Linked DNA regions of Mus musculus: regions 2 and 3 are each linked to region 1. A link is a loop called in an ENCODE intact Hi-C map of the cell type or tissue named here. Cell type or tissue: left cerebral cortex. All regions are shown on one strand.

Region 1 (2,500 bases):
AAACTGTTCCAAGGCTAACTGTCACCCATGTTTTCCTCCTACCTACCCTCAGCCTCTTCCCTTTGCTGCCCGGAGCAGATGCTGGTGGCTGGGACAGTGTGGAAAGGCCTGGCCACCTAACTCTGCAGTTTCAAAAGGAACAGTTGAAAGGCCCGAGGATGAGCCCACAGGAGGCCTAGGGAAAAGGCTAAGTCAGCATTTCAGAGGTCCTGACATCTACTCGGCTCTTCTTTCCTCTCCTGCAAGGGGAAGGCAGGATGACTTCAAAGGGGAAAGTTTTGGGGTGTCTGGGAGGACTTTAGTTCACACTCCTTCTGGCAGCAGGATGGCCCCCAAAGGTGAATATTTGTATCTTTCTCTTAAAGAAACCCCACGGTAATCTCATTTCGGGGACACATGGCTGCTGCTGAAGTGGTGGGTACTGGAAAGTGAGACTGGGTTGGGGGATGGGGCAGCCGCTGTCCAGGCTTCTGCTTCCACTTCAAACCCTCATCCCAGGATGTCTTGGTGGCCACACTGGTACAGGAGGAATGGGAGGGTCCAGAGATATCCCATTACCAAGGGACAAGGAAGAGCTAACAGGTCACAGACTCGATAGTAGGAAAAGGGGAAAGGTCAAGAGGAAGGCAGAGGGAAAAGTGGGGACGAAGGAAGACCTCGCTAAATACCTCTCTTGGCCGAGGGGCTGGGGAGAGGGATGGAGAGACGTGCTAAGACTGCTATTTACAGATGAATGGAAGCAGGGCTTCTCCATCCGCTCAGTGACAAACCTTAATTGCTCAAAACAAAGCAAGTTTCCAAGGGCCAAGCTCTTCGAAGGCCCCATCTTTGCTGTAACGTCGGGAACAAAGCTCTATGTCCAATATTTCCATTAAAAAAAAAATAAACGAAAGCAAATCGTGATGTCTACCGTCATCTGTTTCAAAGGGTTTGATTTCTTCCCACCTCCCGGCTGCCAGCTAGGTCATCACAACAATTCATTTATTTTACTGTCTTTATAGAGAGGAGAGAAGAGAAAAACCTATGTCTCACTTCTTAAAAGGTGGCTCAAAATCTGAAATTCAAAGAATAACATTACTAAGCAATTACCTGGGAAAATCTAGAAGGCCTTCTGCGAGAACTATCAAAAGACAATATTTGTCTAGAATTCGAGCACTAACGGCCCTGACACAGCAAAACCATTGTGTTTTCCCCAACTTTTCTTTGCTCCATACAGCTGTGTTTTCACAGATGTCAAGCCATGTGTCTCCACCAAAAGGTTTAGCCCTCCCTTCAGAAGCGAATGTGGATCAAAGGTTCAAACGCAGAAATACAAGCTCCCTTCCCCTCTGGAACATGTTTTTATTTTTCCGCAGTGGCTGCAAACCAGAATTCCCATCTGCTGTCCTGCGGCACCCAGGTTAACCTTACCAGTGGGGCTCAGAGCACTGTTATCTCAGCTAAGAAGAGCATAGATGAAGAAGCGTGCCCATGCCTGAGAGAGCCACGAGGGCCCCTCCCCAAGATGTCCACTCAGCTCAGAGAGGATTGAACCAGGCAGGAGCCGAGGTGACCTTAGAAATTCATTATTCCCTTCCTGTTCCATCAGAACAGATTTACGAAGTTAAGATTGGGTTTTTCTGTGATGCACATACAACTTGTAGAAAGAAGAACATACGGTTTCCTGCCTCCTACTCCAGCAATACACAAGAACATGCAAATGATGCTTCGCTTGTTTGAAACTGTCTAACAATAGACCTGATAAAATAATATTAATCTCTATCTAGCAGGTTCCGTTGTATTTTACCAAGCTGTAGTTCTGTTTTAGATAGATCTCCTTCTGACGTGCTAATCTTTTTAATGCCTCCCTCACCCTCACTTCCTATTCTTCCCACTGAGAATATCTGTGAAACGACTAGGAGAGAAACAGATAAGTTTCTCTACTGCAAAGATGGGTTCACTGCATTTGCTCAGGAGAAGAGCAAGCCGGGGTTAAGCAGCTGACAGGGTTTTAAGACCTTTGAAGGTATTTTTGCCAGGTTCTTAAGATCGCTCAGTATCAGGTGAAATGAGTTAGACAGAGGCACGTATCCGTCTGTTTAGATCTCTGTAGACCATCAAGAGTGGAGGGATACAAAGCTTTGGCCAGTCAGCCTCTCTGGAGAATATACAGGCGCCAAAGTGGGGAGTCCTGGACTGGTTTAACACCAGTGTGTGAGTGCCATCTAGTGACCACTCCAGAACTACAGTCTAGTCACCGCACTTACCGTACAGAAACATAAGCCTCCTAACCCATCTCCCCAAGATGATTTGGTTCCAGCATTCCCAACCCTCCTGTCCACTCATGGCAGCATTTGTTGCCCTGGTTACAAAATGAACCTAAAGGAAAAGGAAAAACAAAAACAAAAACCTAAACAGCTTCAGAAAACAAAGCAGGAAGTGGGAGGGGCCCAAGATGGCTTCTGACTAGAAAAAGCAACACAGTATCAGATTGTCAACACTGAAGCTGCTCACAAGCCCC
Region 2 (2,500 bases), 230 kb before region 1:
TTACAGGGATACCACCTCCCTGCCATCTGCCAGTGCCTTACCCAAACACCACCCGAAACCTCGGGAACATTCTAGATCTGGAAAGACAACAGAATCACAGAGAAAGCACCCTGGGGTGGTCAGCACACTTTCCCTCCCCGTGAAAAAAAACTCTCAGAGACCCCACGAAGGGACATCCCAGAGCACATATTCACACATCCCGAAACTGCCTAATCAGGCAGGGAGAAGTTCAAAGGCATGTTTTTGAAATTCAAACTACTGTTTTTATGGTACATCCACACAGAGGTCAGAATTGCTATGGCAATAGGCAGGGCCAGGAGAGTCGCTGGCAGGCCGTCCACAGCGATTTGAGACAGTCTATTAAGATACAGTTGCAGTGACCCTTACTTTCAAGGCCAGTTAATTCAGCCAATTCTCACCTCATCAGAAACACATAGGCAAAGATTAGAAATGTATGATATATATGTGCATATCATATATATTAGCTTTCTGTTGTTGGTGATGATTCCCCTATAGAACCTCCTGGCTTGAAAGGAAGAAGAAAGAATGAAGAGAGGAGAGAAAGCCCAGTGGGGGTGGGGGTAGTGATGTCAGAGGGTAGGGAGAGAGGCAGGGGAGCCTGGTCCCCAGTACCTCTTCCTTCTCTCCCCACCTAAGCACTTTTATTTGTAGAGCGATTGTTCTTTGTTTATTTAATACAAGTACTGTGTGAATAGTGAAAAATAAACACGATGAAAAATAACCAAACAGATGATTCCTCGGAGTGAAAAAGCCCGGACTTAATAAAAGTGCGAAGCAGTCACCGCTCAATGAGAAACGCTTTGAAGTGGAACTTATTATAAGAGGGATACTTCAGGGTTGCCTTAACGACGCCGCTGAATCGAAAGCGCTCGCCTTTGTCAGCGATTTGTTCTCCTTTGCTGGGGTGCCCGGAGAAATTACTTACATGGGCTGCCTTAACATGCGGCCTGCAAATCAGTAACTTTGCAGCTCAGACTTGCAGACGCCACTGGGTCACCGACAAAAAGAAGTCAGGGGGGAAACGCACCAATCCTCCAGGCGGAGGCTCTGGGGATGGGGCTCACGGCGTGTTGGGGCGGTAGATAAGTTGCATTACACCCGAGCTCCCCACTCTAGCTCTCACCCCAGAGCAGGTCCTAGGGCCTCTATCCCTAGATGATCCAGACTCCTGCGGCTCCCGGGCCCTCCAGTGAGGGGCGCTCTTTGGCGCGCAGGCCCAGAGCCATACTTTCCCAGCAGTCCAGGCCATATTTAATAAGGGTCGTTTATCACTCAGGCGCTTTGAAGGGTCGCCTCCAGCCCTGTGCCCATTAGAAAGGCGGAGGTGACATTTAAACTCCGTTTTCAAGGATCGCGGGGGGATTTCATTGAAAAGGCAACTCGTTTGTCTCAGGAGCCTGGAAACAACCCCCGTCTCCCTCCTTTTGACCACATGGCATAACTCAAAAACAATAGTTCAAAAGTGAAATGGCGTCGTGGTGTTCACTGGGAGACAGGCCCCCATCTAGCACCAGAGAAAGGGGTACTCCTCAAGACAATGTGCTTTTTGTGTTCGGCTCTGTCACGAGGATTGTGTTGTTTGCTTTGGAGGCTTCGCCTGTTATACTTGCCTGAAAGTGCTTGTGTTAAACAAGAGTTATGAGTCATCCAAAACAACAAACATTTTGATTTTCTTTGCCTAAAGGGCTTTCCCTGGCTATGGGCACCGTGAAAAAATAATGTCCTTGCTGAGAAAGGAACACCAGTAGTTGCATTACAAGCGGGTGCATTAAATATTGAATGACATGGGGAAAGGAGCTTGTCGAGGGGCACTCAGCCTTAAAGTCTTTCTTCAACTTTGTCTTCGGTGGCTGCTGGACTATTTAAGATGGTATTAATTAAGGCAGCTTCGGATGCTGTGGAGCCAGCCGGCCCCTGGGCTGAGCTCTGTCAATGGGCCTGTGTCCCCATGTTCTGCTTATGGATTGGCTGAAATGTCACTTCTCATTTGCAGGCTGAAGAGAAGTGACCATCCTACACTGAGGGCGGCAGGAATGTAGTCAGCAGCCATAGTTAAAAAGAGTTTGAGGGACTGGGGTAAAGGGGTGGGGGCAGGGGGATAGGGACATGCAGACAGCCGTTGGGAAGGGGAAGGAAGATGCACAAGGACCACTTGGGTTTGGATAACCCCTCTTTTTTAATCCTTTTTGCCCGGGGAAAACACATTAACCTGTCTGGATCCTACAAAGAGAGACACAAGCTCTGTACAAACGGTTCTCTTTACTAAGATACCTTGCTCTCTAGGTCTCAGTCACAAATTACAAACAAATACACGCTCTCCCAGGACTCCAACCAAGCTCTTTTTTTTTTTTTTTTTTTTTTTGATTTCTTTTTTTTTCCATTTTTTATTAGGTATCTAGCTCATTTACATTTCCGATGCTATACCAAAAGGCCCCCATACCCACCCACCCCCAACCAAGCTCTTAGGATCCACTTTTAC
Region 3 (2,500 bases), 240 kb before region 1:
CCTCAGGGACTCACCCAGGCGCCCGCACCCACCCCGACGGCGGGGGCAGCAGTGGCGCGCAGGCCTCGGCGCCCCCGCCTCCAGCCCCTCCTCTTCCTCCCTCCCAGTCCTCCTCTCCCCCTCCCCCGCCTCCTCCTCCTCCTGCCCTCTCGGGCTACACTGCCACCAACAGTGGCGGCGGCAGCAGCAGCGGCAAAGGCCACAGCAGGGACTTCGTCCTCCGGAGGGACCTTTCCGCCACGGCCCCCGCGGCGGCCATGCACGGGGCCCCGCTCGGAGGGGAGCAGCGGTCCGGCAGCAGCTCCCCCCAGCACCCGACCCCACCTCCCCACCCGGCCGGGATGTTCATCTCGGCCAGCGGCACCTACGCGGGCCGGGACGGCGGCGGCTCCGCGCTCTTTCCCGCGCTGCACGACTCTCCCGGGGCTCCCGGTGGCCACCCGCTAAACGGCCAGATGCGCCTTGGGCTGGCGGCCGCCGCGGCGGCTGCGGCCGAGCTTTACGGCCGCGCCGAACCACCCTTCGCTCCGCGCTCAGGGGACGCGCACTATGGGGCGGTGGCGGCCGCCGCGGCCGCCGCCCTGCACGGCTACGGAGCCGTGAACTTAAACCTGAACCTGGCTGCGGCAGCGGCGGCCGCAGCGGCCGCGGGGCCCGGGCCCCACCTGCAACACCACGCGCCGCCCCCGGCGCCACCGCCGGCGCCCGCGCCGCACCCGCACCACCCCCACCTCCCGGGGGCGGCCGGGGCCTTCCTGCGCTACATGCGGCAGCCAATCAAGCGGGAGCTCATCTGCAAGTGGCTGGACCCAGAGGAGCTGGCCGGTCCGCCGGCGTCCGCGGACAGCGGCGTCAAGCCCTGCTCCAAAACTTTCGGCACCATGCACGAGCTGGTGAACCACGTCACAGTGGAGCACGTGGGCGGCCCGGAACAGAGCAGCCACGTCTGCTTTTGGGAGGACTGTCCGCGCGAGGGCAAGCCCTTCAAGGCCAAGTACAAGCTCATCAACCACATCCGCGTGCACACCGGCGAGAAGCCCTTCCCCTGCCCGTTCCCGGGCTGCGGCAAGGTCTTCGCGCGCTCCGAGAACCTCAAGATCCACAAGCGCACTCATACAGGTGGGTGTCTGTCCCCGGCCGCCGCCGCCACCGCCTCGCCTTCTGTTCGCTTTCATTTTTCCCTCCTTCTGCTACTTCTCCGCAGACGTATGACCCGGACATGTGACTTCTTTTTTTTTCTTCTTCTCCCTCCCCCCCCCTTTTTTTTTCTATGAATAAGTAATTCAATAACACACACGGGCCCCGCGCTGGCCTCCCTTTCGGCGGAGTCTCCAGCGTGCCCGCAGCCCCTCGGCCGGGACCCGCAACGCGCTCCAGCCGCCGCCGCCCTGCCGGGAACAGCAACAGCAGCATCAAGGCACTCAGGACGGTCCGCAGTCCCCACGCCCCGAGCCCCGGGAGGTCCGGAGGGCCTTGGGGAAGGGAACCTTGGCTACCGTCACCCGGTAGCACCTCCCTTCTTCCACGGGACGCGGGCCTTGCTGGACCGCCGCGTTGCCGAGATACAGCGTGGGAGGGGCGCATGGGTTTGGCTATGTTTTGTAGGCTGGTCAGAGCGGCCTCACCCGTGAAGAGAGGTCCTGGGGCCGGTTGAGGAAGGTCTGAGGGAGAGACCTGGGACCCTAGGAAACTCTAGCTTTTCACTCGAGGTCTGACATACACTCTCATACTAATTCATACATTCCTGACCTCGTGCACACACTCGTGTGACACCACGACCTCCCTTGCACATTTGTCCTCACTCAACACTTCATTTACATATCTTCACGCACCGACTCACACACGGTCCACAGGCTTTAGTTACATTGTGTTGGGCACTGGAGAAGTTGGCTTCTGTCTTTTAAAAGAAGGTTCTAGACCCCAGAGAGGGTGCTTTCCCCGGATCTGTAAGACCTCTGTGGAACTTGGGGAGAACTCTTAACTCCATGAGGTTCCTCCTCTTATTCTGCCCCACGTCGGGGATCCGTGGGTCTGGTGAAGGAGGCTGAGGCGTTGGGCCATAGAGGCATGGGCCCTGTTGGTCCTGTAGAACGCGCGATCGCGCCCGGCTAATGTGGAGGGCGAGTGTAGTCGAGATTTATATGATGGGAAATATTACTCCTCGGAGGACACTTAGGTAACCTGAGTTTACATTCAGTAATCACTTGACTGATTTATCGGCGCATCTGGGACTGGAACGCAAAGGCAACCCCCAAGCACAGGCCCTTACACAGGCCACTGGCCTGAGGCCTTTATGAGAGCAGCCTGGTTGAGGTGGTCTTAGCCTACAGCCTTGCTCTTGAAGCCCTAAAACTTAAAGGCTTCCCTCTGACCTGCAGGATCGGCTAGAAGTTTTCCTTACAGGCCTCCCCACCCCACCCCCACCCCGCCCCCTTCCTTTTCCCTAACTCGGATCAGTTCTTAGTTTCTTTACTAAAGGGAAAGTTCCCTGGAGACTCTT

The links. Hi-C counts contacts between places; a loop is a spot of excess contacts. Peaks named below come from ENCODE experiments on the same cell type or tissue, not always from the same donor. Only the 100,000 strongest peaks of a DNase experiment are listed, where the experiment ranks them.
Region 2: it touches region 1 in a loop (2.9-fold over the local background); 8 of 42 quality-filtered maps call a loop at or near these places.
Region 3: a loop joins it to region 1, with 3 times the contacts of the local background. A loop is called at or near these places in 12 of 42 quality-filtered maps.

The regions. Positions count from the first base shown.
Region 1 is chr14:122,223,610-122,226,109 of GRCm38, reverse strand. The region is part of intron 1 of Clybl (citrate lyase beta like); the gene reads right to left. Among named protein-coding and RNA genes, the nearest start is that of 1700108J01Rik, 8.8 kb to the left of the region's middle. In left cerebral cortex, a CTCF peak has its summit at 2,204 (motif pointing left); DNase peaks (open chromatin) are centred at 1,399 and 2,201; H3K4me3 peaks cover 290 bases; H3K27ac peaks cover 160 bases.
Region 2 is chr14:122,452,298-122,454,797 of GRCm38, reverse strand. No RefSeq gene overlaps it. Among named protein-coding and RNA genes, the nearest start is that of Gm5089, 2.4 kb to the right of the region's middle. In left cerebral cortex, a CTCF peak has its summit at 1,220; DNase peaks (open chromatin) are centred at 935 and 1,647; H3K4me3 peaks cover 590 bases; H3K27ac peaks cover 1,738 bases.
Region 3 is chr14:122,462,511-122,465,010 of GRCm38, reverse strand. It overlaps Zic5 (zinc finger protein of the cerebellum 5), which reads left to right. Exons shown (of 2, transcript NM_022987.3): 1 at 1-1,119. Among named protein-coding and RNA genes, the nearest start is that of Zic5, 1.9 kb to the left of the region's middle. In left cerebral cortex, no CTCF peak of the experiment used is centred here; DNase peaks (open chromatin) are centred at 861 and 1,528; H3K4me3 peaks cover 2,302 bases; H3K27ac peaks cover 2,010 bases.